Linked DNA regions of Mus musculus: regions 1 and 2 are each linked to region 3. A link is a contact called in ENCODE POLR2A ChIA-PET data. All regions are on one chromosome and are shown on one strand. Each heading gives the region's core, a stretch centred on a gene start or an enhancer-like site at or near the end of the contact. The rest is flanking DNA. Distances are from core to core; before and after follow the strand shown. Region 1 holds the start of Trp53inp2 (transformation related protein 53 inducible nuclear protein 2). Region 2 holds the start of Raly (hnRNP-associated with lethal yellow). Region 3 overlaps a (nonagouti).

What was found. ChIA-PET counts read pairs that join two places held with the same protein, here RNA polymerase II (POLR2A).
Region 1: POLR2A ChIA-PET joins it to region 3 with 13 read pairs in Patski. The contact joins the promoter of Trp53inp2 here to the enhancer-like site in region 3. POLR2A ChIA-PET finds 5 or more read pairs at or near these places in 3 of 5 experiments (Patski and embryonic stem cell).
Region 2: POLR2A ChIA-PET joins it to region 3 with 11 read pairs in embryonic stem cell. The contact joins the promoter of Raly here to the enhancer-like site in region 3. POLR2A ChIA-PET finds 5 or more read pairs at or near these places in 2 of 5 experiments (Patski and embryonic stem cell).

The regions. Positions count from the first base shown.
Region 1 is chr2:155,380,150-155,383,164 of GRCm38, reverse strand. It overlaps Trp53inp2 (transformation related protein 53 inducible nuclear protein 2), which reads right to left and starts at 1,309. Exons shown (of 4, transcript NM_178111.3): 1 at 1,148-1,309.
Region 2 is chr2:154,789,648-154,792,652 of GRCm38, reverse strand. Raly (hnRNP-associated with lethal yellow) reads right to left here and starts at 1,543. Exons shown (of 8, transcript NM_001139511.1): 1 at 1,105-1,543.
Region 3 is chr2:155,048,636-155,051,665 of GRCm38, reverse strand. It overlaps a (nonagouti), which reads right to left. Exons shown (of 4, transcript NM_015770.3): 4 at 654-1,038. The coding sequence ends at 868. Among named protein-coding and RNA genes, the nearest start is that of Gm39965, 4.5 kb to the right of the region's middle. Within about 2 kb of position 1,450, at least 1 of the 3 ENCODE cell types and tissues checked has a DNase peak (open chromatin) inside an H3K27ac peak, as active enhancers do.

The DNA of each region.
Region 1 (3,015 bases), core at 60-2,559, 330 kb before region 3:
CGACCCTCAACCTGGGAAGGACTCCAGATCTACTTACTTGGAAAGTAAGAGACATCCTTCTGTCACTCTGGAAGCAGCCTCAGGAAACAGCATAAGCTCTGCATCACTAATGCCAGGGAAGGGTCTGGTTCTCCCAGCTGACAGCTCTGATGGGAGGCCCACAGAGGGAACTCCCAACTCCCTCTCAACAACATCTGCCCTGGAGACACCTGGAGGCAGGCAACTAGTGACTCACCTTTCTGTGGTCAAAACAGCTGGGAGACGGCCATTTATTGGGTTTTGAAGTAGAAAGAAGGCAGAGGAGGTCAGGGCCTTGTAAGAGACCCAATTTTCAGAGACCTCCTGGGAAAATGTCCAGGATCATGAAGACTGAAGCATCCCATCAAATTGTGGTTGGTGCTGAACCCAAGATAGGGTCCTCAGTAGATGTATGTAAGCATGTAGCTTATACTTCAGCTAAGGAATCTACCACTTAGTGAGTGTGATTCTAATTGGCTGAGATCTCCAGTAAACTACGTCTCTCTGAGTCTCAGTTTCCTCTTCCGTGAAGTGGGGCTTAAGACCCTCAATATTTGTAGGCTGAAAATGACATCAACTCAGGCTCTGCACACATGTCAGGGATTAGAAGGATGTTATTATGTTAGGGGGCGGAGCCTGAAGACAGAGGGGATCCGCTACCATCTGGTAGTGTCTCCAGGACCTGGAGTCTGAAGCTCCATCTACTTACCGCCCTCTCAACTTAAATCGAGCTTTGCTGTCCTACCCTCTCTCAGGTCACAAGGAAAAAACAAATGAGAGGCCTGACCCCAGTCCCTAGATTAGCCCAGGAAACCGCCGAGTCCCTTCGGATCCCGCTTGTCTTTCAGCGTCTCTTCAACCCTCGGCCGGCTGGGCACGACATAGCGCCCACCGGGTCACCAGAGGACAAGCACCCATGCAAGCCTGGAAGGCGGGGCTGGCCTTGGTGACGTCTCAATGTCATATGCAAATAAAGCAACGTCATGGCCTACCGGCTTGGAGCAACCAATAGGGAGCCAAGAACGCAGCTCCGGCTGCCGCCGGCGGAGACAGACAAAGAACGGGAGAGGGGGGCGCAGGGCGTGTCCTGGGGGTGCCCGGAGCCCCCAGCCCGGAGGTCGGGACTCACCTGGGGCCGCTGCAGCAACCGCTGCGCTGAGGTAGTTGTGCGGCCGGGCGTCCCCGGGTCGCCGGTGCTCACAACTGGAGCCGCATACCGGGGACGGGCCGAGAGACGGCGGGGCTCCCGAACGGACGCCCGGAGCTGCTGCGGCCGCTGCGCCCGGGCTCAGGGCACAAATCCGAACGCTTCAACAGCTGATTGTGACGTCACAAAGGGGCCCGCCCGCTCGCGTCAGCGGCCGTCGGGACGGCAGCCAATCACAGGCGCCGAATGCTCTTTCCCCGCCCCTCCGCGGTTTGCCAGCGGGTGGCTGTAGCCCGGGAGCTGCTCTCGGAGCCTCTGTCTGAGTGGAGGTGACGGCCCGAATTCCCTGCCCCCAGTTACCCACAGACCTCACACTGAAAGCGACCCCCCAATTCTTCCTCAAGAATCCCACCTCGCTGCTTTTTCCGCACACATCCCTGCTCCCTCACTTGCCCCAGAGCTCCGCACATCCCTTCTCCTGCATCTTAGGTGCAGGACACCCACCCCACCCACCCCCGCCGCGCTCCATCTGTAAGTCCCTTTTACCCTCCTTGTCCTTTTACCCCACTTCTCTACACTGCCCTACTTGCCTGCTCTCCCTCCTCTATGTTTTTTGTTTTCCCCGCTCCTTTTTACGGTGGGCTTGAGCGGACCTTGCCCCTTCCGCGGTTACAAAGGAGCACCTGCGAGTGTTAGAGAATTGATGGGGCTGACAGGAAATCTGGCCAGCGTAGGACTTGGAAAGAAATTGCTCTAAGCTGAATAAACATTGACCTGGAGACAGCTCGGCTTAGAACGTTTACATACCTTATTTAGTCCACGTTGCTACCGGAACAGGTCAGGGGGGAAAGAGTGACAGACAGGGCAGGGATTGTTAGTCCTGATTTACATGTGGAGAAACTGAGATTACATGTACCTGCCTTTCATCTCACCACTTGGTAGATAGAAATGGGTTCAAGAGTTTGAAAGGCAGCTTGAGCTACAGGAGACTCCGAGGGAGGGGAGGGAAAGAAGAAGGGGCACCTACGGTTGCTTCTTCCAGACTGCCAGCTGACACTGAACACTTACCATATGCCAAGCACTGTGCTGCCTTTTAATCTTTACAATAAACCCAAAAGGTAGGTAGCATCCTCCTTTTACAGTTAAAGAAACAGACCAGGAGAATCTAAGCAACTTTCCGAGGTAATTAAGGAATAGTCCTTGGCAGAGCCAGGAGTTTAACTCACAGGTACTAGCCTTGACTCTGATCACACCCTACACCAGAGGGACTGAACTCCAGGGTTCTAAAGGGAAACCTGGCTTCCAGTCCTGTGTCTCAACCTGTGTGATTTCAAGTTAAATCCTTACTATTCTGGGCCTTAGTTTATCTGTCACGCTGCCATGGATATTCACATTTAGAACTGACAGGGTTTTCCAGACCCGTCATCCTCCAAGACTCTGCCAGGTTTGTGCTCCAGGCCCCAGCTCTTGCAATGGCCTGTGAAATACTTAGGGGATTTCCATGGCTAGAGCGTCTGGGTCTCTGGAACAGAGTTGGGAGATGAGGTTCGGAGGGTTGCCCATCTGGCCAGCAGGAGCTAGTTCAGAGCTTCATGCTCTGGTGGTTTCAAGAACCCTGCCCCAGCCTGGTCAGAAAGCCATTAGGAAGGACTGAACCCTGCCCGGCAGAGGAGACAGCCAGAAAATAATACCCAGAGGCTTGAGGGGAGGTGATTAGCACAGTGCTCCTTACACTAGGGTTTCCAGGGTGCCCTCATTTGTGCAAACCTGAGCCTCTGCCTAGCACAGCCACTTCCCACTAATCCCAGACCCTCCCTTGACCTCCTTGCTGACAAACTAATCCCTAACGT
Region 2 (3,005 bases), core at 294-2,793, 260 kb after region 3:
AACACCAGCAAAAACATTTCCTCCTAACCACTTTCCCTCAGAGTTCTGATAGCAACAAAAGGAGATTTTATCTATGGCAGATCAGTCCCTGTCTCTCAGTCAATGTCTCAGAGAGGAGCCTACCTTTCTTACCTATACGGTGTTAAGACTAACGGTAAATCAAAATGCCCTCTGCACAAAGAGATTTCCTATCAGGAAATAAGTAACGGTTACTAACAGCTTTGTACTTCTACGGCGGTTTCATGTCTCTGAACCTTGATTTCTGCTCCTGTGAGCAGGGACAGCTCTGGAAGACCGGTGTGGACATGAGGCGATACATTCACGAAGTTCCTGGGTCAGTCTCGTTAAACGTTACCTGTTGGCATTTAACGCTTCTGCCCTGTACTAACTCCCTCCCTGAATTCACTAACACCCGGAGAGGCTGCGTTCCTCCTTGACCCCATTTCACCCAGGTGAAAACTGAGGCTCGGGCTGGAGCAAAGTGGGGGACGCGGCCCCCCAGTTCGAGGGCTGGCCGTTCCCTTCCGCGCTCCACAAGACACCGAGCAAAGGCTAGGCAAGGGTAGCGAGAAAGGCGCTCAGACAGACCCGTGAGGGAAAAGAAAGGACCAGTTTTGCGCGCCTAAGGGAACCTCAAAGAGCTGGACCGACTGGAAAGCCGGAAGAAACCCGGGGCCCCAATCCAGGCCAGAGCCAGGCCCCAGCCCGCCCGAGGCCTCCCCGGCGCAACCTCCGCTCCCTCCCCTCCTCCCCTCGCCGGTCGGGGCGGGGCGCAGCACAAAAGACTCCAACTTCCGAGCGGGCACCGGCCCACCCCCAACTCCCGGCCCGCGCCCGGCCGACCGACCGGAGGCGAGCTGCGAATACCAGGCGTCCAGGGGCGGGCGCGCGTGGCCCCGGGGCAGGCGACCCGGGGCGGCGGGCCCGGGAGGGAGCACAGAGGGAGGGGGCCGAGAGTTACTCCGGCTCCCAGGACTCCCGGGACCGCGGAGAGAAAGAGTTTCTAAAAATAGGCACCGGCCCGCCCGAGGAGGTGAGGAACGAAAAAGGCACACGGAACAGCCCGCCCGCACTCCTCAGGAGCGGCCCGCGGCCCCCACTCACCCGCGCCGAGGTCTGGAGGAAGCCGCGCGGCACCGAAGGGCGACGGCGCGTCTGCTCTCGGAGGGCGGGAGGGAAGAGGCGGCCCTGGCCGCCGCGTGAGGAGCCCGAGCACACGCGCGAGAGTCGCGACCGCTTCCGCCCCCTCGGCTTCCCTCGGCTCCGCACCCCGCGCCGCTCGCGCGCCCCGCCGCACTGACAGAGGCGCGAGCCCCGCAGCCGCGAGTCCTTCGCTCGGCCGCCACCAATGGGGCGAGCGCGGGGAGGGGGAGTGCTGGACAGGCGTCTGCACTCGGCCTGCCCGCCGCCCCGGCTCCTACCCGGTTCTCCTCTCGGTCCTCCGAATAGGATCCTGCCACCCGAGCACTCAGTCCCCAGCGCCGCCCTGCACGGGCCGGGCTCTCCAAACGCGTGGGCTCCCTGCACACCCCTCGCGCCGGGCTTTGGAAAGGTCCAGAGCTTCGGCGCGCAGAGGAGGAGGGCGGGGCCGGGGCGGGGTCTAGCGTGGGGTGGGGGGACGGAGGAGGCAGGCGGGGCTGAGGGAAAGGAGTTTGTGGCTTCCACCAGCCGGGTGCTGAAGGCGGGGCGGAGGGGGTCCCGAGGGCTGACGGGCGGGAGGACACGAGGGAGGAGCAGCAGGCTGAGGGCGGAGCCGGGGTGGGGGGGAAGAGCGTGCCCAGGGGAGGAGTCTGAGGGGCGGAGCTTGGGCCTACGGAAGCGGAGGCGGTGCTAAGAGGTTGCCGCCGGTCTGCAGGAGGTGGGCCTTGGTAACACCGCGGGCAGGACAGTCGGAGGTAGACCCTGGGCGGGAGCCGGAAGGAGGAAGATCCTAAGGGAGGAGCGCGGCGCGGGGGTGGCGCTTGATTGGGCGAGGCCTGGAGATGGAGCCCTCTCTGTTAGCTGGAGGCGGTGCGGCAGGGGCCAGAAGCAATTGGAGCGGTTATTTCACTTTCTAGGAATTAGAATGCTACCATTCGCTGGGAAGGCTTGGGGTTGGGCGGAGACGCTTCGATGTCTGGGGTCTCTCGTCAAAGGTGGAAAAAAAAAAAGCCTGATTAAGTAGTTTTGCCCTTATGGGATGAAATGTTTTCTTACTTAATCTGGGTGTTGGTTCTTCCTCCTAAATATTTATCATGTCAGGATCTCCCATTTGAATCAGTTTTTCAGTCTCCTGTCTCTCCCACTTACATCCCCAATTTGCCTCTCCAGACCATCAGGGGGTCTTCTGAGAGCAAAGAGGACCATTGTCAGCTATAGTCACAAATCTCCCAGAAAGCTGGAGACGTACTTATTTGTATTCCCCATTCCCTTCAGACCTGTGATTTCATTACCTGTTGGGAATTAGGACAGAGTTTGAGGCAGGGTCTCTGTAGCCCGGGCCAGCTTTGTACTTGCTCTGTAGCCGAGAATAATCTTGAACTCCTAATCCTCCCTGCTTCTGCCTTCCAACTGCTGGCATCACAGCGAGGCCAGGCCTCTTGAGTTCGGGAATGGGTGATTCAAACAGGTTCTCAGCCTTGAAGAGCAATCAGTCTTACTCACTAAACCATCTCCCCAGCGCCAAGACCAGGAATTCTTTACTGGTTTTTGTACATTACTGTGTTTCCAGACCTACTATGGTGATCAATAAACACTTCCATCAATCAGTCCAGCCCCTACCAACCTCCTCTGCTTTTTCTGGTTTTATCCAGCTCCTCACTTCCCTCTCTGTGTAACAGTCTTCCTATATTTGCTCAAATATACCATCTATTCTTTGTTGGGTTTCCTTGTCCGTTTGTTTTTTCAAGACAGGGTTTCTCGGGGTAGCCTTGGCTTTCCTGGAATTCACTCTGTAAACCAGGCTGGCCTCCACCTCATGTGCCACCACCGCTAGACTTTGGATATAGCAATCTATTAACTAACAC
Region 3 (3,030 bases), core at 201-2,700:
ACTCCCAACCCCCACACTTTCTTACTGGTCAACGGAACTAGGGTGAAGATTGAGGAAGGCTATCTAAAATTTTGTGTCTTTGGGAGTCTAAGCTCAAGATTTTTAGAATTAAAAAAAAAAAGGCTGGGACTACTGCCTGGCGTAAGAAAAACTCTCAGGTCCAAACATCCGTGTGCCCTTGTGACTAAAAGAGGAGTGGGTTTGGGTGGTGACTTTGATTGAGAGCCTCTTAAAAGTTCTGGAATCCTCAACCCAAATCCTTTTGGATTTAGAAAGCCATTGCAAATGCACGGTCCCGCCTCCCCTCGCCCACCCGGCTGAGACTGCTAATGGAATTCTGAACATCTTAAGATTTTTGTGCTCCCGCTTAAGAGAATGGGTGAAAAGACTGGAAGGTGGTTCCCTAATGGCTTCTTTCCCTTAGTTTGGAGGCAGCCTAGACACTGGCAGACTGGAAGGAACTGCCAACATTGTGCCCATCCCTAAGATGCAGCAACAGCAACCACGCGAGCAGCTGTAGGCGCTATGTAGTTTCCCTATGGGCAAGAGTGGCTGGCGCGTGCGCAGACTGCGGGGTATCCGCAAGGACCAGACTCTATAATGGAAAGCGGCCGGAAGCTTTCGGCTTTTAAAAGAAATAGTCACACTTCCTCGGCAGCCTAAAAATATTATTGTATTCTGATTTTAGCTTCCACTAGGTTTCCTAGAAAACCGGTTTTTTGAAAGCGCCCACAAGTCACAACCACTGACCACGCCCACCCACAAGCCCCACCCACAGAGACCCGCCCCTCAGCCTAGAAGCGCGGGACCCTGAAGCCCCGCCCAATCACCCGTTCCCGAAGCTGCGCGCGCAGCGAAGAAGCTGCGTCAGCAGTTGGGGTTGAGTACTCGACAGGTGCAGGCGCTGCCGAAGAAACGGCACTGGCAGGAGGCGCACGGGTCGCAGCAGGCGGGTGCGGGTGGCTTGCAGCTGTCGCGGGTGGCCACGCAGGGCGAAGGTGGCGGGGGCCTTGCCACCTTCTTCATCGAAGCCTTTTTCTGTAGGAGAGACGTTGAGGACTACTGAACGGGCTACGCCATCCTGCGATGCTCATGTACTGTGGAGGTCCAGGACCAGAGACCTCTGCCCCCCTTTTTTTTCATGCACACAGGGCATCCCAGTGGGTCCTTGCCCTCCACCCCAACCTGCACATCGCCTTCATCTTCAAGCTTACCTAGCTCTGACCTGGCCCTTTTCTTAGGCCCCACTTAGCCCCAATTTTAAACAACCTTCCGGTTTGAAGCCTGTCACCATCCGTGTTATCCATTGCCCCTGGGTTAGGCCACTCACTGTCTTCTTTCCCTTAGCCACCCTGTCCTCTAGAGTTAACATCCTCCAGTGGCCAAAGAAGGCCCTTCCTATGACCTCATCGTCCGCTTAAGGGCTCCCAGTGATTTCTCTAGGGAGAAACAAACTTCCTTTTGGCCCTGGAGGACTCCTGTGTTTGGCATCTGTCCTTTGGGCTAGCTACCCCATAGCCTAGAGACATTCTAGCACTGGTAGTCAGGTCCTGTGTGCTGAGGAACCGAGTTTTCTATTTAAGTGTAACGTAAACATATATTTTCCTGTTAAACATAAATACTAGGTCCACATTTAGCGTTGGAATTGATGTGTGCAGTGACAGCTATTTACCAGATTTTAAAGACTGCACAAAAGTAACTTTAAAAAAATTTTTAGATGTTGAAATAGTAATACTTTATACCGAGTTTTAAATATTGTTAGTCTTTTAAGGCAGCTATTAGAAAATACAAAATTATACATTTATGGCTTATACTGTGTTTCTACTGGACATTGCTCTAGATTACTAATTTTTTTTGTTTAATGCTACTTCTCTAGGCTTTCCCCATGCTTTAATTCCTTTACAGTATGTATCATATAAGACTTTAGATTTCTTTATTGATTTACTTGAAGGCTGGTTTCCCCACTCAGACGTAAGCTCCACACAGCTATAATCTCTTGTTTACTGCTGTATTGCCAGCACCTAGCATGTATATGTATTTTGTTCAGTGCTCCCTGCTTTGGTTATAGTTGATCCAATTAATTGAGCCACACTACACAGGAATAGTATGTGCATTTCAACAATGCCTCAATCTGCTATTTATCAGAGTGTAGGAACCTGTATTATCGTAGTATGATTTTAGGTATAGGTACAAAAACATGAAATGGTCCTCAGTCAGCGAGAAAGCATTCTTTTTTCTGTCTGTTTCGGTTTGGAAGGCTCTGTTTGGTCCTAGCATGTCCTTAATTGCTTTTTTCAAGGCATTCTAACTGCCTTTTAACAAAGTGTGTTTTAGTAGCCTGTTTCAACTTGTGGGTCAAGAACCCCTACGGGGTCCTAATAACCCTTTCACAGGGGTTGCCTAAGACCACCGGAAAACACAGATATTTGCATTATAATTCATAACAGTAACAAAATCACAGTTATGAAGTAGTAATTAAAATAATTTTAAGGTTGGAGTCACCACAACATAAGGAACTGTATTAAAGGGTTAAGGAGCCTCTAGCACATATTAACATCCAGCTGACTTTAACATGGTATTTATTATTAATTATTAATTATTTGCCATAGTGGGAATTGAACCCAGGGCTTTGTGTGTTACAGGCAAGCTTTAGTACCCCACTATATCCCCTCATTTAACAATATTCATTTTGTGAGAGCATCTCAATTTGCTTAGGTGGTCGTTGAATTTGCTGCAAAGCTCCAGCAGCCCTTGAACTAGGGATCCCCCTGCCTCAACCTCCTAAGCCCCTGGGATTGCAAGCCAGTGCTGCCATGCTCAGCTAACAGTATTTTATTTTTGTTGAGTCTCTTAATCTAGCTACAGCAAATGATGTTGTTTTCTATCATACTTCTGTTTTTCAGTGGCTGTGCAGCCCAGGCTCTTTCAGAACTTGCTAGGTAGTTTAGGATAGCCATGAACTCCTGATCTTTGTGCTTCTACTTCCCAAGTATTGGGAATACAACTGCGTGCCACTGTACCCCACTTGTA